Regions from separate parts of the Mus musculus genome. Here all the other regions are linked to region 2. Evidence: chromatin loops called from intact Hi-C (ENCODE). Cell type or tissue: left cerebral cortex. All regions are shown on one strand. Each heading gives the region's core, and the rest is flanking DNA. Links, peaks and the distances in the headings are about the cores only. Region 1 overlaps L3mbtl3 (L3MBTL3 histone methyl-lysine binding protein). Region 2 overlaps Gm29571 (predicted gene 29571). Region 3 holds the start of Gm25016 (a small nucleolar RNA gene).

What was found. Peaks named below come from ENCODE experiments on the same cell type or tissue, not always from the same donor. Only the 100,000 strongest peaks of a DNase experiment are listed, where the experiment ranks them.
Region 1: it touches region 2 in a loop (5-fold over the local background); 25 of 42 quality-filtered maps call a loop at or near these places.
Region 3: a loop joins it to region 2, with 3 times the contacts of the local background. A loop is called at or near these places in 9 of 42 quality-filtered maps.

The regions. Positions count from the first base shown.
Region 1 is chr10:26,336,272-26,346,849 of GRCm38, reverse strand. It overlaps L3mbtl3 (L3MBTL3 histone methyl-lysine binding protein), which reads left to right. Exons shown (of 22, transcript NM_001359254.1): 3 at 2,127-2,238; 4 at 2,599-2,673; 5 at 4,183-4,342; 6 at 5,810-5,942; 7 at 7,547-7,631; 8 at 8,991-9,082; 9 at 10,513-10,578. Among named protein-coding and RNA genes, the nearest start is that of L3mbtl3, 33 kb to the left of the region's middle. In left cerebral cortex, for the core only: no CTCF peak of the experiment used is centred there; no DNase peak of the experiment used is centred there.
Region 2 is chr10:25,670,952-25,681,529 of GRCm38, reverse strand. Gm29571 (predicted gene 29571) reads right to left here. Exons shown (of 4, transcript NR_136909.1): 4 at 8,187-9,567. Among named protein-coding and RNA genes, the nearest start is that of Gm36543, 38 kb to the left of the region's middle. In left cerebral cortex, for the core only: no CTCF peak of the experiment used is centred there; DNase peaks (open chromatin) are centred at 3,455, 4,684 and 6,061.
Region 3 is chr10:25,262,591-25,273,168 of GRCm38, reverse strand. Akap7 (A kinase (PRKA) anchor protein 7) reads left to right here. Exons shown (of 8, transcript NM_001379238.1): 4 at 1,528-1,664; 5 at 5,701-5,861. Gm25016 (a small nucleolar RNA gene) reads left to right here and starts at 6,994; the gene lies at 6,994-7,124. In left cerebral cortex, for the core only: CTCF peaks have their summits at 3,459 (motif pointing left) and 4,489 (motif pointing left); DNase peaks (open chromatin) are centred at 1,261 and 4,482; H3K27ac peaks cover 180 bases.

The DNA.
Region 1 (10,578 bases), core at 988-8,987, 670 kb before region 2:
CTTTCTGGAATCCTGTCATTGGTCATCTAGTTTCATTAGCACATCCAAAATCTAGGAAGAGAACGCCACCAGAAACTTCAATCTATCTGCCTTTTTACGTAGAGTGAGCTGAGCACACTTTGAGGGTTTCATACCCGAGCTGAAGAATCACAGGGAGGGCAGATGTTGTCTAAGTTTTGGGGTTTTAGGGTACCTTTGAGGTATGGTGAAGCCTACGGATCCTAGCCCTGCAAGTGTGCATATAGCTTCCTCTTACACCTGTTTCAGGCATCAGCCCTTGGTGTCCATCCTTGGTCTCTGGCTCGGGGCTGTGTCCCCAAGTGACACCGCATGTCTGCTTTGTACTTAGGCTGTCCGTTATGGCAGTAATGTTAGCAGAGGAGAAGATGGCTAAGGTTAAGTGTGTTCGTAGAGATATTATTACCTTTTAGCTTCAAGAGTATTTACCCTTCCAAGTGTCGGACCTGCACTTTCCAACAAGAGATTCGGTCTGGTGTCCTTTTTGGGGTGTTTATAATGCAGGGTGGTTTGCAACTTAGCAACCATTAGGATCCCTTCTGTCTACTCTAAATGTCTGGTGCAATTTCTCACATCTTGCACTTGTCAAGTAAGAATATGTTAGTGTGAATTACAAGTAACAAAAGAATTACCCTTCTTAGTGAATCATTGAAAAACTGAACTCAGAAGTGATTTTTGTATCACTTTCTTTAATATCATTAAATAATGATTGTAGTGGCTTGTTTTATCTACTCTTGCCCAGTAGATGGTACTGTCAGCCTTACTTTGAAGAGTTGCTAGTTGAGTAATTCTTTTTTTGTGTGTGAACTTTAAGTTTTCTTTTTTCAAAAAAGTTATTTTTAGTTCTTGTCCATGAAATGGACTTTCACTATTTTCTGAACTGGCATGGACACTACTTATGCGATGCACATTGCCTGTGAATTTATTTTCAGAATACATAAAAGGGAGTAGACACTCCCATATTCCTAAACTATTTCAATTCATTCCATCTAGAAAGTATTTAATGATTTTATACAATGAGTGTGGAATATATATATATATATATATATATATCCTGCTAACAGCCATGAATCCTGATTGCTATTCTGTTTTATGGAAAGTATAAAGAGTGAAGAAAAACATTTAGATCCATGAATTTTTGAGTCAGAGAGAACAGAGTCCCTGCCATGGTACAACAGCAGTAATTTAAGCCTTCTTGAATAGAAACCGGTTGGTGCAGAAACCTGCTTTCTGTGCAGCTGGCATGGGGTGACCGGAAGCTTGTAGGGTCAGGAAGGAGAACTCCAGGACTTGGGAGTGACCTTTCTCTTCCGTGACCTGCTGGCATGCTGGCATGTGGTAGACTTGTTCAGTTCTTATGGTTATTTATTCATTTTCTCCTTGCTGCTTGGGAAACCTGGAGCTAAAATTGGTGGAGAATTTTTGAGAGTAGTGAAAGAAAATGGAAGTGTGGTGCTGGGGAGGGTATAGCTTATGCATTTTCATCTTGGATATAAGGAGAAAGGTGAAGGGCCATTATGTCCTTCTCTTTGAACTATGCCTGCTCTAGTGAGATGAATCAATTCCTAGGGGATAGAGGGGAGAATTCCCCTTTTGTAACTTTGCTAAGTAAATAATAGTAGGGGGCTGGAGAGATGGCTCAGCAGGTAAAAGCACTGACTGCTCTTCTGAAGGTCCTGAGTTCAATTCCCAGCAACCACATGGTGGCTCACAACCATCTGTAACAAGATCTGACGCCCTCTTCTGGTGTGTCTGAAGACAGCTACAGTGTACTTACATATAATATTTAAATCCTAAAAGAACCCTAGTATTAAATAAATAAAAATCTTAATAAAAATGTGTCAGAAGTACCAGTTAGAAGTGTTGGGCCACTTTCTATATGCATGGCTGTAGGGGCACCTACTGTTGCCTTCTAATCCCTCTCAGCCCCAAATTTATTTAAAAAAGGGGGGGGCTTACTGTTATTAAAAAACTCATCCAAAATAGAATTGTTCCACTCCTGGCAGGTGCTTAGTGTGCTAAAAGCCTGTGTGTCTGCAGTGAAATAAATAACACCCCAGGAGTTTCCTTATAAATTTCCGTGTTTTTCTCTTCCATGTTCTTGCCAGTTTCGAGTAAATGAGTTTGGAGCTTTGGAAGTTATCACAGACGAAAGCGAGATGGAAAGTGTTAAGAAAGCTACAGCCACTACCACATGGATGGTCCCAACTGCTCAAGACGGTAAGGCCACCCAACCGCTGCTTAGATCTTCGCATTGAGTGCTTTGAAACCAGACTTTTATAGGAGGCCAGACTTTGAAAGCCCTGGGTTACTTCTGTGTTTCATGTTCCTATATAATTTTTTTTTTTTGTAATGAAACAGACAGGAGCCAGACTTTCTATTTTAAAATAATTATAAACTGCCTCATTTCTAGTGCCAGATCTGTAATAGCACAAAGTTAGTTGCAAATTTTCAAGTAAACCCAAGTTGATAATGGCCTTCCTAGTTGATTCAGCCAAAAAGCCTGGCACTTTGTTATTTTTTTCTACTCCGATAGTTTTAAGTTACACATATATGCTGATGATTCCGATCTATCTCCAGCCCCGACTTCTCCCCCGAGCTCCAGGCCCGTATTTCCACCTGCCTACTGGACATCTCCACCTGGATGTCCCACAGGTACCTCAAACTCCACAAGTCTGAAATGCAATTTATTTTCCTTTTCTTTCTCCCTTTTCCTAAACCTGCTCTTTTCCTCAGTAACCCGTATTTCAGCCGATGGTAGCGCCATCTACACGGTGCATAATCAAGAAATCGAGGAGTCATCCCGAATTTGTTTCACCCATCGGTTTTCTAATGCTCTCGGTTTTTATTCCCTAAATGTGTCTCAGATCTGGCTGTCACTACAGCAACTCCCTGACTTTAGGCCTCTAACCCTCACTTAATCTATCATAGAAGGCTCTTAAATAATCATCGCTTCTAACTCACCCCTCCCCGATTTATCCTGCACCCTGACGTCAGCGGGGCTTATGTAGACTGCTCACTTGCTTCCTTGTTCATTTCTCCTTGCCTTTGCTGACCTAGCAAAGACTTCAAAGACCTGGAGGCTTGCTCCCACCTGCTTGCTTCTCTGTGCAACTTCTCTGCTTGCAACTCTGTCACCTTCTCTGTGTCTTGTGCTTATGGCTCAAGCAGTATGGACCTACATGTCACTGTCCCAGATCATCCTGTGGTTTCTGCTTCCCTGCCTTTGTTCATGCCGGATTTGGTTTGTTTGTTTGTTTGTTTCTGATTTAGAGGCCATTTCTTTCTTTGTCTTTTTTTTTTTTTTTTTTTTTTTTTTTGCCTTAAAAACCCTGATGAGGGGCTGTGTCAGAAACTTTTTCTCGACCTTACCCCTGGCTGAGTGAACCACTTCTTCCTCTGCAGTTCAAAAACTTCCTTGCACTTCTATGACTGCATGCATCCACACGATTATAAGCACCAGGTTTCTTGTGTGGCTTCTCTTCTAGCCTGTGAGCTGTCTTGGACAAGGTCCACACTGACATAATCAGTGTCCAGTATAAATTGGTGACTAACAAATGTTTGCTGAATGATTCGGGCAGAAGGGAATATGAGGTCCTAAATAATTCGGATAATTATGATCCAGGAGATTAATTACATTAAAATTGTATGTGTTAATTTAGACAACTAAGTAAAAACCGCTCTCATCAAAATGTTGTACACATGAAACAACACGCGTGAGCTTTTTAGCTTTATCCAAGATTGACGTGTAGATTGGAACTTGTAGACCAATAGTATTAAATCTAGTAACTAATTCCAGTTATTTTTATTCTATTTTGAACTCTATGGAGAAAGCCAAGTTCTCATGCTTATCCTCTTTGGAGATGTGTTACTGTTGAGATAGGTCTTACTATGTAGACAAGCAAATCTCACACTCAAAGAAATCTGCCTGCCTCTGCTTTCCCACAGGCCCTTTTTCAAGATTTTTTTTTTTTTTTTAGTAGAACTGATTCAACTGATTACTGCCAAGCTTAGCCCCTCCCCCCAACTTTATCGTTCAATCACTGATTCATTCAACAAACATTATTCTTTATTGTGCTGCTAACAAAATTAGTAGAAGAGAAAGTTTAAATATACATGCCTTCTAGCTTGGTTGTAATATTTCGTCTTCTTTTCATCTTCTAGTCTTTTCAGAGAAGACTGGGGTACCCTTCAGGCTGAAGGAGCAATCAAAAGCAGACGGGCTTCAGTTTTGTGAGAACTGTTGTCAGTATGGCAACGGAGATGAATGTCTTTCGGGAGGAAAGTATTGCAGCCAGAATTGTGCTCGGCATGCCAAAGACAAGTAGGTCCCTTTCCCTTCCATCTCTAAAGTGGATCAGAGACTTCCAGATCACAGGATCTGGGGAGACTGTGTACCATAGGACATCTGTTTCCCCCCTCAAACTTGTCTCTTAGACTTTCTCTCCAGTAACAGATGGGCCTTGACCCCTGCATTAGATGTAGTGCCTTCTCTCACACTTGGTCCATCACAGTAGTAATGTTCTGTCTCTGTGGTCGACCACTGTTGCCATTAATTTCATTGTTTCAAATAAAGAGTGCTCAGGTATTTCTGACCTATGGACACAGTTAGATGGTACTGATACTCATAACACACTTGTTTATATTTTTTGGAATCCTGAGGTAACTCTGTTGAAACACCACACAGAGAATAGAGGTACCACTGGTAAGATGGGCAGTCAACTCCTTGGAACTAGAGATAATATAGTAGGTCCTCATAGGATGGCTTCAGTGTGCACACAGTGTGCCACCAACCCATCCGAGGACTATTTAACAAAATGCAACCTAGGAACAAAAAGATGTGTTCCTTGCATATAATAGTATAGGACAAAATAAATGACTTGACATTTATTTTTAAATCTAGTTTAATTTTTTTTTAATGTAGTTATAGCTGGGCGGTGGTGGCTTTAATCCCAGCACTTGGGAGGCAGAGGCAGGCGAATTTCTGAGTTCGAGGCCAGCCTGGTCTACAGAGTGAGTTCCAGGTCAGCCAGGACTACACAGAGAAACCCTGTCTCAAAAAAAAAAAAAAAAAAAAAAAAAAAACAAAACAAACAAACAAAAATGTAGTTATATAGATATTTTGCCTACATGTATATCTATGTACCACATGCATGCCTCAGATGTCAAAAGGGGTCTTCAGTTTCCCTAGAACTGTATTTATAGACAATTATGAGCCACCAGGTGGTGTTTGGAATAGAACCTGGGTCCTTTGAAAGAGCAGCCATTGTTCTTAGCCATGGAGCCATCTTTCTAGTCCCTTGGCTTTTATGTTTCAGTGGAGATTCTCACATATCCTAATCAATGTAGAAATTGCTGATTGTTTTGTATTGGCAAACTGATTACAAATTTACCATTGGTCTTTTCTACTAGATTTGCCAATCTTAAAATTGCTAGGACTTTGGTTTCTATTTGCCCTGGAAACATATATCTGTAAATAATTGATTCTTTTATTATCATGGCAGACAAGCCATTATAAACTCATTAGGATCCATAGTATATATATTGCTAGTTCCCTTTTGAAATTAATATATAAAACAATTTCCAGTTTCTATGTATGCAGACAGATCTATGAACTATGATTTAATGTTCTCTATATGTATGATATGCTAATGCCTATGGACCACTCTTGGTAATTAAACATTTCCTTTGGAGAGCATTTTTTAAAAATAATTTTTGCATCGATAGTCCACATGTAGATGTTTGATGGGTGTTGTTTCCTGTCACTGTTTTGGGGTTATAAACACAACAGAGATCAAAAGGATGAACGGGATGGAGGCGAAGACAACGATGAGGAAGATCCTAAGTGTAGTCGAAAGAAAAAGCCAAAATTGTCTCTGAAGGCGGACTCCAAGGACGATGGAGAAGAGAGAGATGATGAAATGGTTAGTAGCCCTTATGTGTCCATTCAGAGGCATGCGCAGTCATCTTGGGCTGCCGCTGGCCACCAGATCTGTTCTGGAGTCAGTTGTTCGAGTTAGTGAATGCTAGTTAAGGGATCATTTCTGTCCCGAGATTCAATGGGTTGGCAATACGGAGGAGTAAGACATGTAGCTGGAATTAGGTCCTTCTTCCTGAAGACCTTGTGCTCTGGCTAAGGAGGCATGATATGCAAAAGAACCGATATCAGTTTCTCCTCAGTGCTATGTTGGCATTTAACATAGAGCATTAGGATTGGCTAACTAGCTTACGTTGGCTATTACGGGAGGGCTCCAAGCAAGACAGGAACGTTGAGATGTGAACCGTGAGGAGGAGCCAGCTATGTGCATTGAGCACTTTGCAAGACACAACCCAAAGTGAGTACAGCTGTAGCTCATTAGGTAGGAGGGACGGACATCAAAGTCACAGGTGCACAGAGGATTAGGGCAAAGCGGAATGAGGAAGCTGAGGCCAGTGTGACTGGATCAGGTCAACTTTATGGCTTCCTGAGTATAGTGGGAAAACACTGTGAAGTTAAAGGCAAGGGGATGCTGTGTTGGATTTGTTTTGGCATGACCAGTTTGCTTTGACCCAGATAAGTAGGGGTATAGTCAGGAAAAGCAGTTAGATAATCTTGCAGTGTCATAGCCCTTACGTGGTAGAGGGTCATGTGAGGTTAGATTAGGTGGTTTTTGTTAGAGTTAGGTAGGGTTCTGAGGATATAAGAAGAGAAGAATCAGGGATTCTAAGAACTGCAGATTTCTGGATTGAACAAATGCCTGGAATGTGAACTCAAGGGTGATGGAAAAAAAAGCTCTGCAGAGGCCTTTCAGGGGGTGCAGAGTTTGTTGCACTTGGTACCTCCACATCTCAAACGTGTTAGGCAGACAGACAGAAACATGAAGTCAGGAAAAGGAAGCTAGCGATAGAGGATGAGGTTATTTAGGATACAGATGATCTCGAGGGATGGGGGGATGGTTGTCAGTAAAGCATTTGCCGTGTGAATATAAGGACCTAAGTTTTGATTTCCAGGACCTGTACAAAAAGGTAGGGACCGTAGCTCCTAGTGGCTGTGGAGGCAGAAGGATTCCTGGAGCTCACTGACCTGAAGTGCTAGCCACTGGGAGATCCTGACTCACAGGAAGACTGGCAAGAGCTCGAGGAATGGCACCCAGGGCCTTCCTCTGAGCTCAGTAGCACTTCAAGTTGTTCCTACCCCTCCTCGCACCTCCAGGCTAGAGTGGAATAGAGGTTGAATGGGTGCAGGCATCAGCAGTGAGCCTGGGTAAGAGACCAGTAGGTCTGAGGAGAGCAGGCAGAGTCATGGAGCTAAGACCAGGATGTTTTAAGGAGGAGGGAGCTCTTCCAAAGAGCAACTGGAAATGCTCTCTTCCAGTGACTCAGTTCAAAACCAACATGCTCTCAAGCGGACCATAGTGTTTTCTTTAAGAGCTAGGAAGTGAAACGGAAACACAGATCCACAGCAAAAAGCTTTTTGACAGACCTCAAAATTTTCCTGGAGACCAACCTCATGATCCTGTAAATGTAAAACTTTTCTTTCTCGCTCTAGGAGAACAAACAAGATGGAAGGATCCTGAGGGGTTCTCAGAGAGCCAGAAGGAAAAGACGCGGGGATTCTGCCGTCTTAAAGCAAGGTGAGCTGATGATGGAAATGTTGTGCTGACTCAGTGGCCCTGAAATGTGTCACAGGAACGTCCAGTCTTTTATCGTACTCCACAGTCACAGAGAATTCTTTGAGTTTCTCCTTGGTGTGGTTTTTCTCCATAAAAACGAAGGCTTGACGTAACCGTTTAGGAAAGTTCACTAATTTTCAAGTTGTTACCATGTATGTATGGAATACCTCCTTTTATTTACAAGTATATCCATCAAGGGGGTAGTTCCTGCTTCTGCCCCTTTACCCATTTCCCAAGATGTTACATGTTCAATTGTGCTCTCTCAAGCACATGCTTCCAGAGTGGCCCTGTCTCTTCCTGCTTCCCTTAAAGCCAGAGCTTATAAACCCAGTCGATCTCAGGTCCTCTTCCTTGCTGGTTGGTTGGATAAACCCTCCTCCTTCTTGGGATTGGCTCTCAGGTCATTTCCACATAAGCTCCTCTCTGCTTTACTTCACATGGCCGGATGCTTGTGCCCTGCCGGGTCTTTGCTCGAGGTCAGTAGAGATCTGTGCAGCCCAGCTACCAACCTTCAGGCCTTCACTCTTCCCTGGAGGGGCTGTGAACCCAGTGACCCTGCATCCAGGCGCTTTAAGATACCTTTCTGTCTGGTTGGTCCTTTTGGGTGACTAAGGGAAGTATATGAAATCTCTAGTCACGTAGCGTGGTGTTGCCTCGCCCTTCAGATTCTGTCTCCTGTCCTCCGAAAGCCCTCAGTGTGAGATTCCAAAGCGGTGGCTCGTGTACGCCTTGCTTTCAGTCAGTATTTCTTTTTCGTAACCGTTCACGTTCCCTTCTGTTAATGTGCTCCAAACGGGCTTGACACATCCCTGGGGACTCACAAGCGCTTCCGGTGCTGCTACGAGCGATCCTGTCACATGCCCGACCCCCCTTCCCCGTTCGAGCACCTTCTGATCCAGAGCCATTTAATCCAGAGGCTTCTGATCTTTATCACATATGCATTGTTTTGTACCTAATGAATCTGCCTGTCACCACATCAATGTTTATTTCATCTCCAAGATGAGCAGATATTGGATAACCACTCAGTGGTTTCCTATCCCCAGCTGTCCATGGCGTGAGAACAAGCAACACATGACCATGTCGGTTCTAGACAATGTTACTTTCTGTAGCTTCTCTTCATGTATGCCAAGCGCGTTCCCTCGTGCGTCATCAGACTTCCCAGTTATTGTTCCTCTGGAACAGGGACCAGAAAAGGAGGGACATGTCAGCCACGGAAAGGAAGAGCCAGAAACCCCACTGGCTGCAGAAGACAGATGTCCTGGGGCATTTCATTGATTTCGTAGCTTTGGAAAGCCTCTTATTTGGTGTATTGTCTTTCAGGCTTGCCTCCTAAAGGCAAGAAGACCTGGTGTTGGGCTTCCTACCTGGAGGAGGAGAAAGCAGTGGCTGTGCCTACGAAGCTGTTCAAAGAGGTAAGAGGCCTTCCGCAGTGCTATGTGTAAAGGCAAAGCATCAGACACTCTACGTCCATGCTGTCATCCCATTATCTGCGCAGGAAGTGTGACTTGGGTGTATTTTTGTTATGAGTATGCATGTGGAAGATTCCTCACAAGGCAGCCGTTATTAGCTCTATTATTATTAGTGTGTACAGCACTGTGCACGCCCATGCATACGTGCTCACAATTTCCCCTCAGCATTTACTGGGATTCCCTCATTCTGCATTATAGGAATACTGCTACTGAGAAACTAGTAGATACCCTTTATGTCTAATTATGAGGGATCAAGAATGAGTTATTGAGTTATACATCCTATTAAGATGCTTTACCTCATATTCCTGATGAGAATATCCTATCATTTAAAATCAGTTTAAAGTGTGGATAGTGGGTATACCTCTGCATAGGATCTCTTGTCTCCAGATTAAGATAGGATTTCCTTTTTAAAGGGCATCTGGAGTGTGTCGCCACAATAGAACTTTTTCCATAATGTGCATAAAGGTAGCCATAGGTAATAGGTAAGTTATCAGGAGTAGCTGTCCTCCAGTAGGATCATATTTACAAAGCTCTGGTGAGTAAGATTCAGCACACAGACTGTACTTCTGTCCATGTAAGTCACTTCTTTGAGTTCGTTCTAGTTATGAATAAACAAAATAAAGGTGTAGTGGACATTAGAGGAATTGCATCATTATTGAGAATCTTAATTCAAACATAATCGTAATTACAGCTTGTTCTGGATAATTGTTTTCTGTACCTTACATAGTAGACTTTCACTCTACCCCACTCCCCACCTCTGAGACAGAGTTTGTCTGTGTGGCCCTGGCTGTCCTGGAACTCGCTCTGTAGACCAGGCTGGCCTCGAACTCAGAGATCCACCTGTCCCTAACTTATATTTCTAAAAGCAATTTATTTTCAATAATAAGTTTGGGTGCCCACGAGTGGTTGCCTGCAGAGGCAGAAGAGAACTGGGAACTGGGAACGGAAACTGGACCCTCCCTGAGGGAAGAAAGCACATGTTCTTGCGTACTGAGCTACCTCTCCATCCCACCTTTGCACATGTTTAAAAATTAGTATCATCATATGATTCAAATTGTCAGTATTAAAAGGCAATAACGTGTCACCCTTGTCACTGTGTTTCCCTAAGCACCAGATCTGTCTCTGCCGACAGGTCAGCACTGCTAGTTCTTGTGTTTCCTTCCTGTAATGCTATATGCACCTTTCTGCCCTGTCTCTCACCCCGTGGCAATGGCTGACTGACCTCTACTTTGTTAGACTATCATTTTAATATTACAGCTGGAGATTATTTCATCTCAGGTCATTGATCCCTCCATCTTTTTAGTATTTTAAACTTACATTTATTCCATAAAAAATTAACTCGCTCTCAAAGCTGCTGCTGCTTTGCATTTCAGCACCAATCCTTCCCATATAACAAAAATGGATTCAAAGTGGGCATGAAGCTAGAAGGCGTGGACCCT
Region 2 (10,578 bases), core at 1,123-9,122:
CACAGTCGCAATACACCTTTATCAAAAGCGTGTCTGTTTATCTTTCTATTGCTCTTTGTAAGGGTTAAGGTTACTTTTTGGCGCCACCAAGTGGCCACACTTAACGGCACAGTGACACTTCCCCAGGTTTTGTTTTAACTGAAAGGATCTAGGAAGCCTTTTTAATAGACCTTTTCATACCCCTGAAAATGAGGGGAAGCACTCTGGGTTGAGCAAAACAGCGAACATTACCAGTGACTCTGTAGAAAACTGGCAAGAAGAAAGCTCTCCGTGAGGAAAAGCAAGGATGCAATGTGTACTTTTTTTTTTCCTGTTGCTTTGCTATGCTTTGCTTTGCCTTTTTTCCCCGTCTTGTGAGTCTTTTGCCTGCTTGTCTTGATTTTTGTTTCTCAGTCACTTGTTTGTTGTTGGTTTGTTCTTGTTTCTTGTGTGGTTTGGAGACAAAGAGAGAACACATTTACATGAAGTTGCATGGATGGTGGAAATTACCTGGGAGTAGTTGGAGGCGGGGAAATATGATCAAAGTACACTATTTGGAACATTTTTTAATTAAAAAATTAGAAACTTAAGGAAAATAGAAATATCAGCGAGGCCTCTGGACAGGAAGTGATCAGGGCCCAGAGCTGCCCTTGCTTCAGTGTGTGCGAAGCCCTTCACTCATTTCTAAGTTTTAAGAAATGTCAGTCAGCATGGTGACATGCTGCTATATCTATAGATCAGTGATGCACTCGACCCACATCGGAGAAGCTTCTGGGAGTAGATGGGAAGCAACACAGAGATCCATAGTAGGACAACGTGCTGACAGGCATCTTCATCAAATCTCTCTGCTCAGGTTCAGGGAGCTCTGGTGGAGAGGAAGAGGAAAGCCAGAGGTGATGGGGAATACCGAGGAGACAATGTCTTCCAACCACCACAGGACTGGTGCACATACGGACTCACGGAGACTGTGAAGCATGCAGCCGGCCTGCACAAGTCCATGCCAGTATGGGTCCCAGGGCTATAGGGGAGAAGTTGACAGAGAAGTCCCACACATAACAGGAAGTCATCTCCAATAGATCCATTTTTCCGATGGAATTTCACTTGGCTTATGAACCACACTCCAGGACAGGCCCCGGAAATGGTTGGCCAACATAAAACAAATTCAATGTGTACTTTTTTTTTTTCCTGTTGCTTTGCTTTGCTTTGCTTTGCCTTTTTTCCCCGTCTTGTGAGTCTTTTGCCTGCTTGTCTTGATTTTTGTTTCTCAGTCACTTGTTTGTTGTTGGTTTGTTCTTGTTTCTTGTGTGGTTTGGAGACAAAGAGAGAACACATTTACATGAAGTTGCATGGATGGTGGAAATTACCTGGGAGTAGTTGGAGGCGGGGAAATATGATCAAAGTACACTATTTGGAACATTTTTTAATTAAAAAATTAGAAACTTAAGGAAAATAGAAATATCAGCGAGGCCTCTGGACAGGAAGTGATCAGGGTCCTTCGGAGACTGGTGGTGGGTTGAAATCCAGAGCGTGCTTTCTGTAAGCAACTCTGTGCCTTTACACCCATACAGTCAGAAAAGCAAAGAAGAGAAACCTTCACCCCGTTTTATGAGCACTGACTGGAGGGCTGGAGCAATCTATTCACCCATCTTCTACTTCCCACTGAAGCCTCTGAAAAGTCATCTATAAAACAATAATCTTCTTAAGGCTTTTGTGTGTGTGTGTGTGTAAATCTCTTTCTACGGTTTGGTTGGCAATATGGTACATTCTGGAGAGGCCACCTTTTCCCTGATCATTTTCCTCCTTCTTCTTCTTTACATCTTTATCCCGTCAACATCAAAAAGGGACTCGTGCTAGCTGCACCATGTACATGGTGCTCTTCTTTATAAAGTCTGAGGTGGAAATTTTGACATCCTGTATTTTAAAATTCTCCTCCTATTTTTTTTTTTTTACAAGAATCAGGACCCAGGTAGAAGTTCAAATTAAACACAGTGCCTAAAAATTATTTTTAAAATGTATCAGTATACCAAAACAATGAATGTAGGATTTTAATATAATCTACTCTCATGCCAACTTATATTACTATTCAAATTGTCATAGTTTCTTTGCTCAAAGGTATATAATGGTCAAGTCTGATCGTTCAGGTCCATAATTCCAGCTGCTCAGCAGACTTCAGAGAATCAGGCCTGCTTTAGCAGCTTGGTGAGGCTCTGTTGCAGAAACAAAAGTGAACAGAAGCCTGGACGTATGTAGAGCTCAGCGGTAAAGCTCTTCCCAAGCCCGTGGATCCAGGCCCTGGGTCCGGATCCGTGGTATTGCCCTCCCCCCTCCAAAAAAAGATAAATAATGATCCTTTCAACACCATATAAGGAAAGAATCAAAGTTAATGCTGGTTAACTTCCAAACACGTTCCCCATTTACTCGATGACCATTTTAATGCTCACCGTAACCGTCTTGGTGTGTCAATTTAACAGCTTTAACAGCCACCATTAATTCAGAACAGCTTAGTCTTTCAATAATAAAATGCTTCAGTCAACTGATAAGACTTTAAACATATGGCTGATATGCGCATTTTCACTGAAATTTGGGATGCTTCCTATGTCCCAGTGTAAATAATCAGATGCTGACCGTAAGTCCAGGTGAGACCCTTCCTTTATACTACCTGGGTTGGCATGTCATTAACGGCAATAAAAACCATGTGATAAGCAAGGCGTTGGGACTCACGCCACAGGTGACACAGGAGCCAGCATTCTGCTATGTCACTTCCTAGTACCATATATATATCCCAGGTTCTCCAGGCACCCAAGTAGCATTTACTAAACACCTCCCCCCCCCCAGAATGCTTCAAGCGTGACTTATAATTCTCACAATTTCTCCAAGTAGATCCTATGACCCTAGCATCGACGATGAGAACCACCACACCATCCTGATTACATTAACTGGGGATTACTGAGCACAAACTGGCATTAGAACTCCGCTTCTGCCTTCTAGTGTGGACTGAAGATCCTCCACAAGTCCTCCAGGCTTTTACCACCATACTGAGACTGCTAAGGCTTCTGGCCTTGTGGACTGGACAGCTTTTGGGTTCTTTGCATCTCTAGGGTGAAGGCAGCAATCAGTGATTTGTCTAGACCTTGATCATGTCAGCCAATCTATTGAATCTCGCTTTATCATTCTATCACTCTGTTCTACTATAGAACACTGATCTAATACAGATCCTAATATGTCTGAGCATCTCCACCTGTGCGCAAAGGGGATTCCCCGCTGATTTTTGGCATATAGTAGATACACCTGGAGAGTACCCTGGAGAGAGAGAGAGAGAGAGAGAGAGAGAGAGAGAGAGAGAGAGAGAGAACGCTGCACTTGTGTTATCATTATTCCTGCTCTTTACAGCAAATCTAAACTCCTGACAGTTGAAAAGGATAGGAGGCTGGGGGGAGGAGTGGTTGCCAGAAAGAGGAAGCCTCATCACCATGGAAACAGCTTGCTGGATTTCCACATTGGTCTTTGAGCACCAGGTGGTTCACAAATGGCCCAGAAGCAACTCAACTTCCATCAGGAAGAGAAAGCAGCATATGTTTTATCCACTGGCCCAGCACTCCTGAAAGATCCAGAGCTCTGGATGGTACTTAAAAATTGGGGGGGGGGGGAGGCTAATTTTTCCTTTAAATGATTAACCACAGCGTGTAGCAATGATGAAAGTCTTGGATGGCCCCTCCCCCTTCCAGAGCATAGCTTATTGCTAGACAAGCATGGTTCATCAGGGTTGTTATTTCTCCACAGTTTACCGCTTGCTTCAGCAAATGGGACAAAGACACTTCGCTGGAACTAAAGCACTCCAAGATTTCATGAAATAACTTATAAGGTTTATTATTTTTTTAATCTGGAATTTCTTGCTACTTTGACTATTATCATTATTATTATTACTGGTGTGTGACAAGTTTGCGGGAGTTGGTTCTTTCATTCCACCTTTACATTGGTTCTGGGGAGCAAAGTTAGCAAGCACCTGCAGCTACTGAGACATCTTGCTGGCCCTTTGCTGAAGTTGTAATAGTGATTGTTCCAGTTAAGATCTTTTAAATGGAAAATGTCTCCTTCTAAAATTAACTGCCCTTATTCTACTGTATGGCCAATTTCAGATGGAGTTCTTTGGGGTACAGCATGTACCCCTTTTGGTGAAAACATTTCAGTTAAAATTTAAATCAGGTATCAGGTGCCCCAACTACCTCTCAGTTTCTTCTCCTGTTGCTGTGATAAATAGCGTGACAAAAGCAACTTATGAGGGAATGAGTTTATTTTAGAGCACAGTTCAGAGTTTAGTCCATTATGGCAGTGGGAGTCAGGGCAGCAGGAGTTTGAAGTGGCTGTTTACACCCACACTGGAAAGAGCAATCAGCCTGTGCTTCACCCCGTTTTCTCCATTTGCACAGTCTAGAATCCAAGGCAAATGAAAGGTCCTGCCCACAGTTATGGTGGGTCTTCCCACGTCAATTAATGCAAACTAGATAATCCTGTGCAGGCAAGCTGAATCTTATTCTATCTATCACCTTCAAAGCACCACTCATTCCGCTTGCAAATACAGGCTGCTTCCATTTCAGGGCTGCTTCATACTGCGCATGTCACTGTGAAGCAGGCTGAAATGAAGGCGCGCAAGAGCCTGGGTTATCACATCTCTTTTGTGCTGATGTTTTCCCTGGAGAAGTCTTGTCAGTGTCTGCCTTTGTTGGGCAACTTTGGTTTGGAGTAGATGGTTTGGAGTTTATGAACTTGTGAAGAACATTACCATTCTCCCCGTCACCTGATGTGTATGTGGTTGTGTAAGCTGTCAGAAGCCAGCGTTGACTGCCTTCTTCCGTTGCTCTATGCATTACATTTTGAGATGGCGTCTCTTACTTAACCTGGCGTGCAGACATTTGGATAGGCTGTCTGGAGGAGAGCTGTAGGGAGCTTTCTTTGCCTCTCCAGAGCCAGGATGACATGTATCCTCCCATAGTCCTCTGCTGGGGAGGACCCCGGGAGCTACCAGTACCCACCACAGAGTGAATCTGGGATTCTGTATCACACCACGCAAGGAATTGCTGGTGCTTCTTCCAATGTGCCTGCTTCCTTACAAAACCATCTGACCAGGCGCAAGGCTCAGCCAAGTGCTTCTGATCGGCTCAACTAAATTCACGTGCTTAAACCTAGAGACGGAACAAAAACAGCTTCATCGTAGTTTCTGCTTCGACTGTAAGAGGCAGGTCCTGCCTTACACGCCCCCTTTGATGGAATAAGCCCCTGCTAGTTGTAGTTGCTCTGAACCCACAAATCAAGCTGTGTGTGTGTGTGTGTGTGTGTGTGTGTGTGTGTGTAGACTTGGACAAAAATCCAAGATCGAAGCTCAGCTCTGCTGTGCCCTTATTTATATTGTGGGGTATGCTAAGTGTCCGTGTGCCCAGGCAAGGGGGTCATGTAAACTGATGCAAATCTCTCTGACCTTGGGCAAGTTACATAAAGTCTTACACTCATGACACATGCATGAGTTAGTCATGTGTGAGCAGGACTGGCAAGTCCAGAAGACTGGGAGAGATTGTGGAGCTAAAGGATCTAGTACAGGCTCACTGGCTCAGTAGGTTATACACACATGTGCATATCCATACATGTGTACATATACCTATGAATACACATGTAAGTAACAAACATGAATTGGGAGTGATGGAGGGGGACTGGAATGATTGAGATGCAGTGAACATGTATGAGATGCCCCCAAATAAATGAATGTTTTACACCTCAGAGCCGTCAGAGGACAGTTCAGGAAAATGCCTATCTTGACACACAGGAGACAAACACTGGAAAGAAGTGAGCCACCTGGAGATGTGCCCTCTGGACGAGGAGGAGGTTAGCAAAAGTGAGAGGTGAGTTTGACAGCGTCTGGCACGCCAGGCAGAGAACACCCGTATTTGGGAGAGAATGAGCACACAGCCAAATGGAACCGATCGATCTCCTGACAGCTTTGTTTAGGTAAAGAAAGGGATCCAGCTGCAGAGAGAGGAAGCGGGAGCTGGTTAGTGCCTCTCATGTGTAACCTCTCACGTGTATCATATCTACTGCACACTGGGGCTTCTTCAACAGTCGACATGAGCTAAAGCACTAAATCTTAATGGCCTCATGAGGCAAGTACTATCAGTGTTCCCCGTCCAGATGAGATGTCTGGGGCTGGGTAAAGCTGGTGAACTGTGGGAGGAATTCACAGCAACGGGATTCATATCCAGAATGGGTGTTTCCAGCGTTGAGCCTTTATATTTGGCTTCACCGTTTTTCTATGTGGATAACACTGAGATGCCAACAATCACAATGAGCTTGCTGCAGAGGAGCAAACAAGGGGCTTCATAAATGTACTTGATACACACAGGATCGAGGAATGAGGAGAAGAAAAGGGATAGACATGAATTTCAGTTTCTAACATAAAGATTCAAGGAGAAGAAGCCATTGAATATAAATTTTGTTTTCTCTAGGATGGCTAAAAGGATGCATTGAAGATAATTCTGTTTTCTCTAGGATAGCTAAAAATATCGTGTCATTAATACAGAACAAGAGAAGGAAAACCCAGCTCTGGGAATAAGGTGATAAGTCCCACCTGGAAACAGAGCAGATAATGAATTTGAGGAGGCAGCAGAGCAGCCACATAGAACCCCACCCTCCACCCCTGCACAGGTGTTCTAATATTCAGATCCAGAACCCCAAAAGAACCAGAGGTTCTGTCCAAATGGCAGGGTTAATGCTTGGATGATGTGGACGCTTTGGAGGTGGCAAAGTGTTTGTCTTAGAGTGACAGTAAAAATAATGTTGTGTCCTCTTCTGACTTGTGTGATAAATAAAAAATAAGATAAAATTAAAAAAAAAAATCAGTAGTGGCAAGGTATGAGACTGGCCTAGGGAAGGCAGTGTGGGCTGGCTCTGAAGACTAGCAGGAAAGATGAGGGCAGAGAAATGCTCTGGCATTGCATCTAATGATCATGGAGAAACAAAGGAGCGTCTCTTCCCTGCTTTCGGGTGGAGGAGACAGATGTGGAAGGAGTTATTTACAAAGGACTCGGCCGGGAGGTCATCAAGCCAGATGTAAGCCCAGGTCTGCCATGAGGAAGCCCACACTCTAAATATCACAGATTGCAAAAGGGTCCTTCCATACGCTTCTCTAAATTTCCTAAAAGACATCAAATACTCTGCCTGATTCTACAGTGCCCCCTGGCATGCACACCACTTTAATGCAAGAGTCAATAGGAACTGCTTGAATAGCTCCAGCTCCAGGGATACTTAATAAAACTGTTCTTTCCAAACACTGCACAGTTGAAGAAAATATAGAATCCTATGCTGGAACATCCCCAGTCCTCTGAAAATCCACAGGGGAGTTTCTTCCTAATTATTCATGGTTTGTGGTTCTAGTTCATGATTTTACACACACACACACACACACACACACACACACAAGAATGTAGAAATGCCATGACAGAAGCTCTGGATCAAGAAAACCAAGAGGCCCAGGAATCACTATGTCGGTACTTCAGTGTTTAGGACAAAGGCTACAATAATGTTCTGAGATAGCAAAGATAAACTGAATTGGTCTGCTTTTAAATATGAATGAAGTGACACTAAGTTCAATGAGAACCAGCATGGGAAGTGGGTGCAGACCAATGATCTTCTTCTTAATTATTGTATTTCTCCGCCGTCTGCCTTGACTTTCGATGTGAACAGACTTTCTGTTTAAATGTCACATAAAGAATGCTTTGTGATTACATGAATTTTCTTAGCACGTCTGTCAACTCTTTTCTCCCTCTAATTTCTTTAATATACTCTTCCTTTCTCTTTTCTTTGTGTGTGATGATGATATGTGTGTAACATGTGTATTACCAGGTATGTGCATTCCACCACACATCCATGGGGGTCACAGGACATCCTTGGGTGTTGGTCCTCAACTTCCTCCCTGTATGAGATAGAGTCTTTGTTCTATGTTATCGCACAGACCAGGCTGGCCCCCAAGCTTCTGAGGACCCCCCCCCAACTCTACCGCCCATCTCACTTTAAGAACCCTGGAATTACAGACCCATGCTCTACACTGAGCTCTACGTAGATGCTGGAGAGTTGAATTCAGATCTTCACACTTGCCTGACAAGTCCTTACCCACCAGGCCATCTTCTCAGCCCATTCTTTTCTTCTTTTTTTTTTTTTTTTCTGTTCTTTTTTATAGTGGAATCACATGGACTCACTGTATATCTCAAATAATTAAATTTCATCATTTGAATCCCATTGTTGACAAAGCTAAAGATGGAATTGAAAAAAGAAAAAAAAATCTAGACATTAAGATTGAAGAACTAAATGTCAAGCAATAAATCAGGAAAAATACCATGTCTGTAGACATTCATATTAACAATGCTATGAAGGCTGATTCTTATAATAGCAAATAAAACCTGGGACCAGAAAACCTTTTAAGCAAGAAACTTTGGCCTTTTGATACCCCCTGAGTTTCCAATTTCTATGAAAATTTGGGCCACTTTCAGACTGTAGACAAACAGTCTGCTAAATGACAAGAAGTACCTGTCTAGGCACTTCGGGAACCTCTTGGCCCTCTGTGAGAAAGACCTCATGGGAAGCAACACCTTTCATATCTGCACCAAGAGATAGAACTCTAGTGTATCAGAGACATGGCTACTAGCCACACCATGAAAGGCCACTTATTGTGATATGGAGGAATATTAACACATTTATTGTCAGTACAGATGAAGGTTTATTAAATTAAGTGGTTAATAGAAAACTAGAGAAGGAGCAATGGGCCAAGAAGAAACATCAAGCAACAACTATGATTCTAGGAGCAAGAAATAGGTGTCTACCAAAAATTAATGGGCCCATACGCAGCTTTCAAACCCATGTCAGTTCTGTAATATATACTCAAGTGCCTTCCTATGGAAAAGAGGATGCAATCTAGTGAAATGCAAAGACCTTGATTTTTTAAGGTTGTAAAAAAAAAAAAAAGGATTGCCTCAATTTTGAATCTAGCATTCATCAGTATTTCTATGCTTTGCTCAAGACAACTCAATATCCCCTCATTGAGATGACCTCATCTTGCATCCCTAGGCACACTCCCCCTCTAAGTTAGTGTTATATAATCTACCATTAACTCTCACTGCACTATAGGCACTTATCAGCCTGTCTCTACTCCTAGACTGTGAGATCCACCACGAAGTCACTTATACCCTCATTTCCCAATATATCTCACAGGAGACACCTTTACAGACCTTCCCCAACCCCTGGGAACACCACCCACTCTTCTCTCATATAGTAAGTGAAGTGGGGCTTTCTTTACTCCAAGATTTTTGTGCTCTGTACATCACAGACTATACCTTTATTTAGAAATAGGGATTTTATAGGTAAAGGGAAGATAAAATTTAAGACTATCAAACTAGGTTAGGCCAAGCACTAATGTTAATGACAGTGTTCAAATAAGAGACCCCCCCAAAGGAACAAAGACACATATAAGGAGAGAGACCTTGTGGAGACACAGGAAAAAGCTTGGAGTCATACTGCCACTCACTTAAGAAGACCAGGAGCCACCAAAATCTGAAAGAGAATAAAGATTCCCTTTAGGGCCTTTGCAAAGAACTTTTTTTTTTTTTTTGACCTTCTATCCTCCAAAACTATAGAAATACATTTCTGCTGTTTTAAGACACAGTTTCATGGTAAAGGGGAACAAACATACTTCCTTTCTCTGGAGACAAGATTCCTGTCTATCCATAGGGTTCCAGGCTATGGAAACCACCAGGCTCTCTGCTCCCCAATGCCCATGCAGCAGCCTCCAGATGTTGGGTACAGATCTAAGCCAGATTGGATATAGTCTTCTTTGGAAAGCACCAATAAAGAGAGGTTATTTTCCCATCTACTCTTCAACTTCATGCAGGCTTAAACCTCATTCAATTCTTTGCTCATAAGACATCTCAGAGATACATTTCTTCAGTTTAATGTTTTTGTTAGCATGTATTATTAGTATTGCATAATAATGGGTTTCATTGTGACATAATGTGTTTCGATCATACACACCCACACAAACACACACACACACACACACACACACACACGCACATACACACGCTCACACACACATATCTACTATTCTCTTTTGTCTTCCCTTCCTCCACTGACTCTTTCCAGCTAACCTGCTAACCTTCCTTTAACTTCAGGTCCTTTCAGTGGGTGGAGGAAGGACCTAATGAGTTTCACTGCGGTTGTTTACAGGAATCTTCTGGGTGGGATAGAACCCAGAAGCTCCTCCTCCTTCTATGTCAATAGACTGACCAATGTTGTAGAAATTTTAAATCCCAAACTGGGGTTTCTACCCTGCCTTTGACCATTTAGTTCCCAGATAAAAGACATGTACAACCGTTATATTTACAATAAATCTTAGTCGACACTAAAGCTGGGCAGATATCTAGCCTCTTTGCTATTAAAATCTGTGTCCTATTGATAACCCCCAGTTATTACTTACCATGTTTCATCTGGAGTTGGTCTTAACTCCAATTGGCCAGTCCTCAGGGCCACGTTTTTGTGAATCCTAACCTTTTTCTTTCTCCTTTT
Region 3 (10,578 bases), core at 906-8,905, 410 kb after region 2:
AAAAAATTCTTTATATGCACTGGTGTTTTGCTTGCATGTGTGTCTGTGTGAAGGTGTCAGCTTCCCTGGAACTGCAGTTGCAGGCAGTTGTGAACTGCTACGAGGGTGCTGACAACCAAACCTGGGTCCTCTGGGAGAACAACTGCTGAGACCCCCTCTCCAGCCCCCTCCTCGGACAATTTTAAGGCTAGATTTGTTTTCACTGTACCAGGCTCCATGGACACAGGAGTGGGATATAGGAGGTAGGTAATGGCCTTACTGAGCGAGATGGGCTTTATTCCGGCGTAGAAGTACAGTTGAACTTTGTAACAAGGGACAGTGCTAAGGTCATTGCTGGCAGAACCACGGCTGAAGGAAGGCCACAGGGACAGTAGTCAGGGTACCAGGGATGGGAGGTTTTCACCAAAGTGACCAAAGTGACTTCTCAAGCTTCTTCTCAGATCGGGTTCTACAGGGACAAAAAGGGGTCTAAAGCATGGGACTTGGAGGCTGATTCAAGGAGAAAGCCTAGGACGGCGTCTTCCGACTTGCTCAGTGCAATCCACAGATGGATAATGCGGGCATTGTTCAGGGTCACACAGCCACTCCAGAATCAGAACAGCCTGCTAGGCTCGTGACCCCCTCTCTCCTTATCCCTGCCTGTTCTGTTTTGTTTCACTGGATGCTGCTCCTATTGCGAGCACAGCCTTTCCTTTTCTCTCAGTAATTCTGTTGTCCTGAGGCTTTTATGAATTCTCTGCGGCCTTTCTTGGGGCTTGCTGTTTTATTTCATAGTACACTGCCATTTACAAGTTGGCTAGAATCTATGACTCTAACAGGAAATGGAGGAGGGAGATACATTGTCCCTCTTCCCGATCCAGAAGATCTCAGTACTTCCCAGGTACTGAGAGGGAAGTCAGAGAGCAGCCCGAGCTGAGGGGCTTTCCCCTGAATGCATAAGGTCAGACTTGGAAGCCTTCAGCTCTGTCTCCGTGGTTATGCCCCACCTCTCACAAGTTAGGAAAACATGGCAACAATCATTCTTATTGGAATTCCTCCTATCCCAGAAAACCTTAAAGGCAGCAAGGAAGAGATCCAACGCATTCACTGTGGGACAAATAAATATTACTTCTAACAGAAATGGAATGTTGTCTGCTGATTTGACCTTTCTGTGGAAGAATAAAGCTTTTCTCTTAGGAATGTTCATAATTAGTGAGTCAGATCCATATTACAAGGACACATTTCTAAAAGAATGTGTGGCCACAGGGAGTTTTCCCACTCAGTCAGTGACTCACTCTGCAAAGAAAGAGCCTTGTGCTCCATGCTTGCAAGATGCACACACATTTCTGCCTGTCTATGTTTATATATCATACCAAGAATCCAGTTAACTCTCTAGCAAGTGAGGGATCAACTAAACAAATAATTGCGTGTTTATTTAGTTGTGGAATCTCATCTTCACTTTAATTTTGGTAGTTTGATGCTTATTTTTCTTACTGATTTAAATTTTTCCTTAAGTCTTTTTTTTTTTTTTTTTGTATGTGTGATTAGATTACAACCGGAATTAAAGTCTTGCAAAATTCGATACTACAGCAGGATAAGCGACTGACCAAAGCCATGGTGGGCGACGGCTCCTTTCATATTACCTTGCTAGTGATGCAGTTATTAAACGAAGATGAAGTAAATATGTGAGTACCGTCTTCCCTGCATATTACTTTCCCTATTATTACTCCACTGTGAGCAAGCATTGTGAGCCCAACGAGGCATGGGAATTTAATGAACTAGTCTTCTTCCTGACCATGGTGACTGCAAGTCAATGCAGACAGGGCTTTTCATTTTTTGTTCTATATAATGTGGACCGGATGTGTCAAGTGTGGCCCTGGACTTCTGACCTCTGGCCTCAGCTGACTGAGGTTAAGACAGGTTCCACTACATGCTGGTTCAGTACTCGTAATCAAGATGCTCTGTTCACTCTGTTATCAGTGGCATCGTTCGGTTACACAGGTTTAGTGCCTACGTTAATTATCTAGAACACTCCGGCATCTGATGCTAGAGTCTAAGCAGAGTCTCTAGGTGGAGATTCAGGAACTCTGACAGAGCCACCCTTTCTTAGCAGCCTGACATATGCCTGCTATCCCAGTAAACAGTGTCAGTACAAGCAAGAGCCTAGCATGTGCCCCAGCAGGCTCTTACTCGTGGCTGTCCGTCATCAGAGCTGTTACTTTCCTGGGGTGGGGTGGGCATTTCTGGTTCAGCTTGCCCCACTCACTCTCAGGGCCATGCTATTCCATTCCACGCCTCCACTCCACAGTCCATAAAGGTTGACTGTAAGTCACTGATTGTAGAATTCCTTGCTGTCTCCTGTGGCTTTTGATGTATTAAGTTCAAGCTTGAATTCTTTGGAAAACCAAAGCAAGGATGAACAAAGGATTATTCCTGTTTCTGACCCATATGGCTCCTGAGGGAATGAAGAAAAGGCTTGAGTTGGGGAGAGGGTGAGGGAAACATAGAAGAGAGGAAAAGAAAATACATTAGTAATTCACGGTTGGCCACATTATGATGAATGTAGTTAAGGTCTTGACGCAGTCGACCCTTGTGTGACAGCCAGCAGTCTTCTGATCTTTATGACCTTCAAGGGCAGAGAGAAGCAGAGATATTTCTTGCTTTATTTCAGCTTATCAATATACCAATCATAAGAAGAAACAAATGCTTTGATGCTTCTCAAGGAAGACAAACCAAAGGTGTGCCCCGGAGTGAGAGTAGTTGGGCAGAATCTCACCCTGTGTGATGGATTGGTCCATAGCAACAGTTGTCCTACTTTATCAATTGTCAGGGTTCTCTAAGGACAGAACAGGTCGGGTATGAGCACACAAATTCCCGTTCTCTATCCATCCAAGTAGAAATAGCTGCCTATGTAGAGATTCATTCACAGAACTGGCTCACATGGTTGTGAGTGTTGGTAAGTCTGAAATCTATTGGGAAGACTGGAAGGCTGGGGAGCCAGAAGAGTTTGTGCTATGGGCTCAATCCAAAGGCAGTCTGGGAATAGAATTCCTTTGGCCCCAAGTCTTTTCTCCAAGGGTTTCAGCTGATTTCATGAAACCTGCCCACATCTGGAGGAGCAGAGCTGTCAACTTCTAAGAGATGGTGTGATGCAAGGTGTGTCTTCTGTCTGGGCGTCTAACTAGAAAATGGATGGCATTTTCTGGAGAGACAGTTTTTAATGTGAATGATTTTTTAAGTACCCCTAGTCTAACTTTGTTTTTTCATCTCATATTGTATAGTATGTTAGCTATTTGGATTAGTTCCTAGTCCATATTCATTTTAATTCTTCAAAGTTTAGGATCTTGGACTGGTGAGATGGCTCAGTGGTTAAGAGCACTGACTGCTCTTCCAAAGTTCCTGAGTTCAATTCTCAGCACCTACATGGTGGCTCACAACAATCTATAATGGGATCTGATGCCCTCTTCTGGTGTGTTTGAAAATAGCGACAGTGTACTTATATGCATTAAATATATAAATCTTAAAAAAAAAGAATAGGGTTTAGTCAATAGATTGGATGTTGAATATATCCAACAGACATTTTTAAAATCATGAACTGGTTTTGGTAGCTATTATATGAGGTCCTTTTGAGTCTTCACAGTGTAGAAGGAAGAAGTAGAAATATTTTAGGATAAAGCAGCTGTTAATTGATAAGATAGTTGTCCTAGCTTAATTTGAATATCAGCTGTCCTGAACTCAGTTTCAGAGTTCTGTTTTGTTATGCATATACTCTTTTTTTAAAAATTAAAAACCTTTACTTAAGTTAAAGAATAAACTTAAGTATATAGAAGTCTTTCACAAAGCACTCTTGAGAACCCATGTTTAGAAGGATCTAATAGCAGTGCTTCCTAAGGCACCCACTGGATCAATAGCGCCTCATTAGGTAAATGCTTTGCTTTATTCAGCCAGATAACTGAATGCCAGCACTGTGTAGGCCGCCTGTTTCCTTTACCAGGACTCTGCAGATTCATTGCTTCTGGGAGGTCTTAGTCTCTCTCTCATGGTTTGCCTTAGCTTGTGGTTTATAGTTCCATGGGACTGGATGTCTTGTGTTAATTCCTTCAGTCTACTGTATGTGTGTGAGTGCTCTGTGATCCCGTGCTTTGCCTCACAGAATTCAGCGAAGGGAAGGGCAGCGTTGGACTAGGAGTGTGTCTGTGTCCCATGGCTGCGAATGCAGTTAGGCACACCTGACTTCAGAGGTAGCCGTGGAGGCGCAGGGAGAAACGCTGGCATGTAAAAGCAGTTCTCCAGCATTACGTTATCTCTGCGGTGTGGCTGAAGTGCATGCATGGGTTCCTTCAGAGCTTGGGTGTGAAGATTTAGAAATATGAAAACACTACAGAAATCTGTATTTCGTGTATTTGACTGCCTTGATCCAGAGGCAGGTTTGTTAGACAGTTTGAAAAGCCTCTCCAAACCGCCTGCGTTCATTTCTTTTTTAAGCAATTGCTGCCCTCTAGTGAGAGTTTAATTTTTTCTCATGCTAAGCTACACCCACCAGAATTCTTTTTGAGCCGGAAGTGGAAGTGATTGACCCTAAGTTTAAGACTGTGCACAGTTTGCTCGTATCTGATTCGAAGTATAAAGAGCAATGAAGATTTGAAACACAAAGTGGCCATAAGTGAACACGGGCTAAACAGCTCTAACAAACTGTTAGCTCTGGTTGGCAGATATAGATAAACTTATACTTTATTTGAACCCAGTTTTAAGAAATCATATCACAAAGAGTGTTGTATTTTGAGAGAAAATGCCTATTTCAGTTTTAGTGGAATGCATTGCAAACAGTGAGTCCTGTTTTTCTTCTGTTTTGTTTTGAATCTAGGACTTGGGCTGGGGACATGGTTTGGTTGGTAAAGTGCTTGTCTGCTCTGTCAGACACAGCCTGGGTTTGAAACTGGGCATGGTGCGTGCCTGTCACCCTAACATCTGGGAAGTGGTAGCAGGGTGGCCACACGTTCAGAACCATCCTTCTGTACATGAGAACCTGCCTGAAACCCCACCCCTGGAAACAAAAAACAAACAGAAGGTTAGAACATTCCTCACAACCTAGCAAAGTTCTTGTGTGTGGTAGGTTGGTTTGGGATATATCATTAGTAAAAAATTAGTAAAAATGTAGTTTTAATTCTCTCTCTACCCTGGAGGGATAGATTGGATCTAGGACTGGAGACTGAATCTAGGTAGGCCCTCGCACACAGCCAGCAGGTGCTCCACAGCAGAGCTGTGCACACAGCACTTTCAGTTATTCCGGTAGTGTTTTCTTGGTTAGCAGTTTATTATTTGTTTATTTTGAGTTAAGGTCTTGTTGTAGTCTACTACTGTGGTCCAGCTTGGCCTCAAACTCAAATTTGCTGTCCTCCTGCCTCAGCCTCCAGAGTTCCATGTTTACAGGTGTGTACTACCACATCTGACTTAGAAGTTTCTTGATGAATAATGAAATACGATCTGCTTTTATGTCTTTAATAGTAATTATAACTAGGAAAAGACTTAAGTCACTTCTATAGTTGTCTAAAGATTAATATTGGTTTTTAAACATAGGTTAGATTTAAATGATATTTTGAACTTTGAAATAATTACTATAATATACAATTTATTTTCAAAAAATTGGATTTCTTTATTCCATATTTATTTTATTTTTCTATTTTGCTTTTTATGCCATGCTGAAACGTCATCTCTCACTAGCGGTACCGATGCACTTTTGGAATTGAAGCCATTCGTTGAGGAGATCCTTGAAGGGAAACACTTGGCTTTGCCCTTCCAAGGGATTGGCACTTTCCAAGGTCAGGTTGGCTTTGTGAAGCTGGCAGATGGAGACCATGTTAGCGCACTCCTGGAGATAGCAGGTAAGACGGACAGTGTTGCACTCAGGAAACCCCATGTGTGTTTTTGCCAGTGGCTGTCATGGAGATCTGGTGTCTTCTAATTTGGAGAATCAGTATAACCTCACTGCACATGAACCGCTTTGGTGTTTGTTGTGTGAGCAGTGGCTAAAAGCCTGGGAGGTCCTCTTGAGGAGACTCTTGATTCTGGAGCTTTCTAGGGAAATACTAGACTGGATTCAAGTATGAACTGTAAGTCCTTTGCTTATGAGATTTTACATATGATCAGCCCTTGGTAAGCATCGAGAGAATGAGAGACAATCACCATTGCTACTCAGAGGCCTGTGGGAACTGTCACCTCTATTACAGAGAGCCAATCAATGAAGATTAGTCACGTTTTCATTTGTACAGCCCCCTCCTTCCCTTTGGCTAGTTTTTTGCTGAGGAGAATGTCTACTTAGGAGAGTCTGAGGCCCCACATTCATTATAGGCCACTTATAACAAACACACTCAATTGCGACAAAGTGGGGGTTGGATGGGTGGGTGAGCTTTGGGTTTGACTGGGAGATAGTAGGTTAGTGTTAGGCTGCACACTGCACTCAGTGCTGTGTGGCGCTGTCTTGTGCCATCGCGAATGCTCACTCCTCTTTGGTCTGAAACACTGTCAGTGTTTGGTATATGTGTGGTTTGCTTTTCTCTTTTGACTTTTCTCCTCTACTTATCTCTTTTTCTCTCCTCCCTTTTCTTCCTTCTTCCTCTTTACCCCTCTACCTCCCTTATTCCCTCTCCTTTTAACTACTTAAAAAATAATGTAGGAACTGAATGTCTAGTACTAAAATGAAAGCTAAGGTTTCCACAGATTGTTGTTATCCCTACAATCTCTTTCTGGGTCTGTCTCCATTTAATTTGGCCGCCATCCTGAAGCTGGGTCCTTGTATTCTCTTAAAATATATGCATATTTATTTTAGTTGGTTTTAACATGATAAAGAGAAGATCATATTGTCTGTGACCCTTTAGGACATGCTTTTATTCTTCACAGTATATTACCTCTGTGTGTTAATAGTTGCTTACTTAAAAGCACACTTTAGTGGAAGGCTGGGTGGAGTGGCAGTTGGTTTTCATGGTTGGTGTTTCTTCTATGCTTTAAAGAATTTGACCTGCCCTGCAGGTGCCAGGTGTGGCTGCCGAGTCCTGTGTGTGTGTAAGTGGGTGGCAGAGGAGAGAAATCCTATGTCTAGGCTCAGTGTTCTAACCTATGAACATCTAAGTGAACAGTAGTCTAACACTCCCTGAGAAAAGGGAGCCTGAGACTACCACCAGCCTGGCACTGTGCAGGCCCGGGAGGGAAGACGATGACCGAGATGACCCCTGCCTGGTGCCGTACTGCATGAGCACAGCACAGCACTCCCGAGACCACTCCTGAGATGACCCCAGACACTCAGAGACCCCAAGTGCCACTAAGAGGAGCAAGTCAGTGGCAGAGAAATAGAAGAGAAAGAGAAGCAGAAGGATGTGGGCACAATGAAGAGAGGCAGAACCAGAGACTCAAGTGCAGTGAGGAACAGCCTGATGTTAGTAGCTGGTGATGCCATCTGGGACCATGGTGGGGTCCTGGCCTGTGCTGGCACTGGGGGTCATGTCTGAGTCTGTGGCCCTGAAGCAGCAGGGGTCTGTTAGCACCAAGGGCCAGGTGGATGTCCCTGGTCTGGGCTGCTGCCTGGGGACATGCTGATGACTGAGGGCTGTGCAGAACTGGTCCCACCTCTCACTGGGTATAGTGGGAGACCTGGCCTTGGGGACAGGAGAGCAGGTGAGCTGATGCCACCTCTATCCAGCTGCAGTACTCAGGAAAGTGGGGCCCCCACACTTTGTGGGAGTTGTAGGTGAGCTGGCCCTGAGGATAAGATCTAGGAAGAGCTGGCCCTACCACTTGTTTCTCATGCAGAGGTATGGACAAGGGAGCGATATCCTCCTTCCCCCTTGCCCCAGTACACTGGCAGCAGGTAGGAGACATGGACCTGGGGTCATAAGAGCAGAAGATCTGCTCCTGCCCCTCCCCTACTGCAGCACTTGGGAGAGCAGGTCCTGTACCTCACCTGGGCAGCACGGTAGAGCTCACACATTTGGGACACATGGCAACACACTACAGTGTCCACAGAAAGCTTTTGTTTTTCTGTGTTAGGGGGTAGTGTTCAAGGGCAAAGGGCAAGGTGAGTGAGATTGGGGTACATGATGTGAAATTCACAAAGAACCAATAAAACATTTAAAAAGAGAATGTGAGATTAGTGTTTTGTGAGTGGCAATGTTGTCATAGGATTCTCACTACTCAGACTACCCGTGACTATAGAAGGCACAGCAGTGGTGCCAACAATACTGTCCTGGGAGGAGCTGAAGTTTGTCTAGTTGCTATCCATTCAGGTATAGTAAGCAAAGTGCTGTTTAACTTTCAGTAAAAGATTTTTCTATTGTTTATGTGAAAAAATATTTTACATATGAGCATTTTATCTAGTGAATGTAAAATTTGCTATTGATGTTACAGTCAAATTTGTCTTTTTTTTTTTTTTTTTTTTTTTTGAGACAGGGTTTCTCTGTGTAGCCCTGGCTGTCCTGGAACTTACTTTGTAGACCAGGCTGGCCTCGAACTCAGAAATCTGCCTGCCTCTGCCTCCCAAGTGCTGGGATTAAAGGCGTGCACCACCACACCCGGCTCAAATTTGTCTTAACTAAGATTTTGATAAATTTATTTTCCCTAAATTCATTTCTCCTAAACTCATTTCTTTTATATAATTCCAGGGTGAAGGGATTGTACTTTAGCGGGACCATTCATCACTTTGCTTAAGCAGTTGCTTGGGATAAACAAACACTGAAATGCACTTCTTGGTCGTCTGAGGAATAGTCTTTCACAGAACACATAGATGAGCAGATGTCATGGAAGGCAATGGTGTCTATACCTTGAGGTGGAGCCATGCACTAAGGAATCGTAGGAGAAGCTTATGTATGGAGGACTGTAGGCTTAGATTTTTCAAAACCTACTTTTTCATAAATGCTTCAACCTCCCTTCTAGCCCACGAACCAAAGGTAGGGGAAAAAGAAGGTTAATAAGAAAAGGGAGTTGTGGACCTGTTTATAAATATTTCCTTGGGGCCTCAATATCAACAGGCCAGTCCAGTAGCAAACACCAAACATGAACCAGAAGCCAGAAGCAATAGCAGTATACAACAGAAAGAGCAAGGCTCCACTGAATTGGCACCAGTCGGTGGAAGCGGCCAAAATTAGCGGCAGGAGTGCCACGAGAAGCCCTTTGGTGTTTCTCTCTACAAAGTGAAAACCAGGACAGACAAGGGAAGAGCAGTGAGGCACTGCACAGCGTAGAAATGCAAGAACGTCCTGAATGAAGACCACCAAAGTTGTACATGGCATAGCAGTCAAGGGCATCCTCTTACTGTCTGTGGGGTTCTATTTATGTTCTTTCTAAACACCATGGTCCCTCTCAGGTGTACGTTTTCAGCAAAACATCACATGCCCTCTCACAAGATAGTTTCCAGAAAATATCTCATGACATAACTGAGTTTTTAAAGAAACCAGAAATTTGTACTTCAGAGGACATTTTCACAGGAGATGGAGCACTGAGCTGAGCAGTGAGGGTATTTGCAGCATATTCTATTTGTCCTCTGTGTCAGTGTGGAAGTGCACGTGCAGCACACTTGTGTGGAGGTCAATTAATAGTTGTGTGGGCAACTCTTATCTTAGTTTTCTCCTCCTGCTTTTACATGGCTGTTGGGAATCAAATTTAAGCTGCTGGGCTTTCACGGCAAGCGCCTCTCCTGACGACGCCACCTGGCCTGTAGTATAGTTTTGTTGGAGTTTAAATTACACACCTAGGAGTATCAGTAAGAGGAAATTAATTTACTAAGTGAACAACAACAACAACAACAAAACCCCAGAAAAACAAAAAAACAAAAAACAGTGCAGAATGATTTTAGACTAATGGTAAAAGCTTTAAGTAGTGGGCAAGGGAAACAGAGGGGGGAATTTTGTGAGCTGTGTATGATGGGATGGGACATCGCTGCAAGCGTGTTTAGGATGATATTCCAGAACTCCTACTTTCTTATTTTCTCAGTACGATTCTAAGCGTGGAGTGGAGCGAGGAAGCTGAGTTAATGCATGCTTGACCTTTACAGGCAGTTGAATTAAAGGGACCAGCAGCGTGGAGATTGATTGACACAGAGTGCTAAGTGCGTCTGGTGGCATGTTATCTGATTTCTACTATAGAATGAAGTAGGATGGAGAGAGGTTAATATTGGGAGACTGGGACAAGAGGGCTGAAGGTTAGTATTAGTAGAAACCTACAAATGAGAAAGCTGTAAGGGTTAGTAATGGCCAGAGAACAGTAGGTTGAATTTTGGGAGTTTAGGGGTGTTATTCTTGACAGAGATTATTAGAATATTCTTCCATTACTCACAAAGCAGAACAAATGATAGAAGTTCAAAGAAGAAGAAAGACCGTTAAAGCCCGGTGTAGAGTTCAGTAAGGTTGTTAGAGAAAGTATCAGAATAAACATATGGTAGATAATGGAGGCCCGTGAGGTGGTCTTGTGGGTACAGGCGCTTGCCACAAGCCCCGTGATCTGAGTGGGTTCTCTTGGCTCACATGTTAGAGGGAGAGGAACCAGTTCCTGCAGGTTGTCCTCTGACTGCCCTACAGTCGTTGTGACATTTGATCATGTATGTGCACGCACATG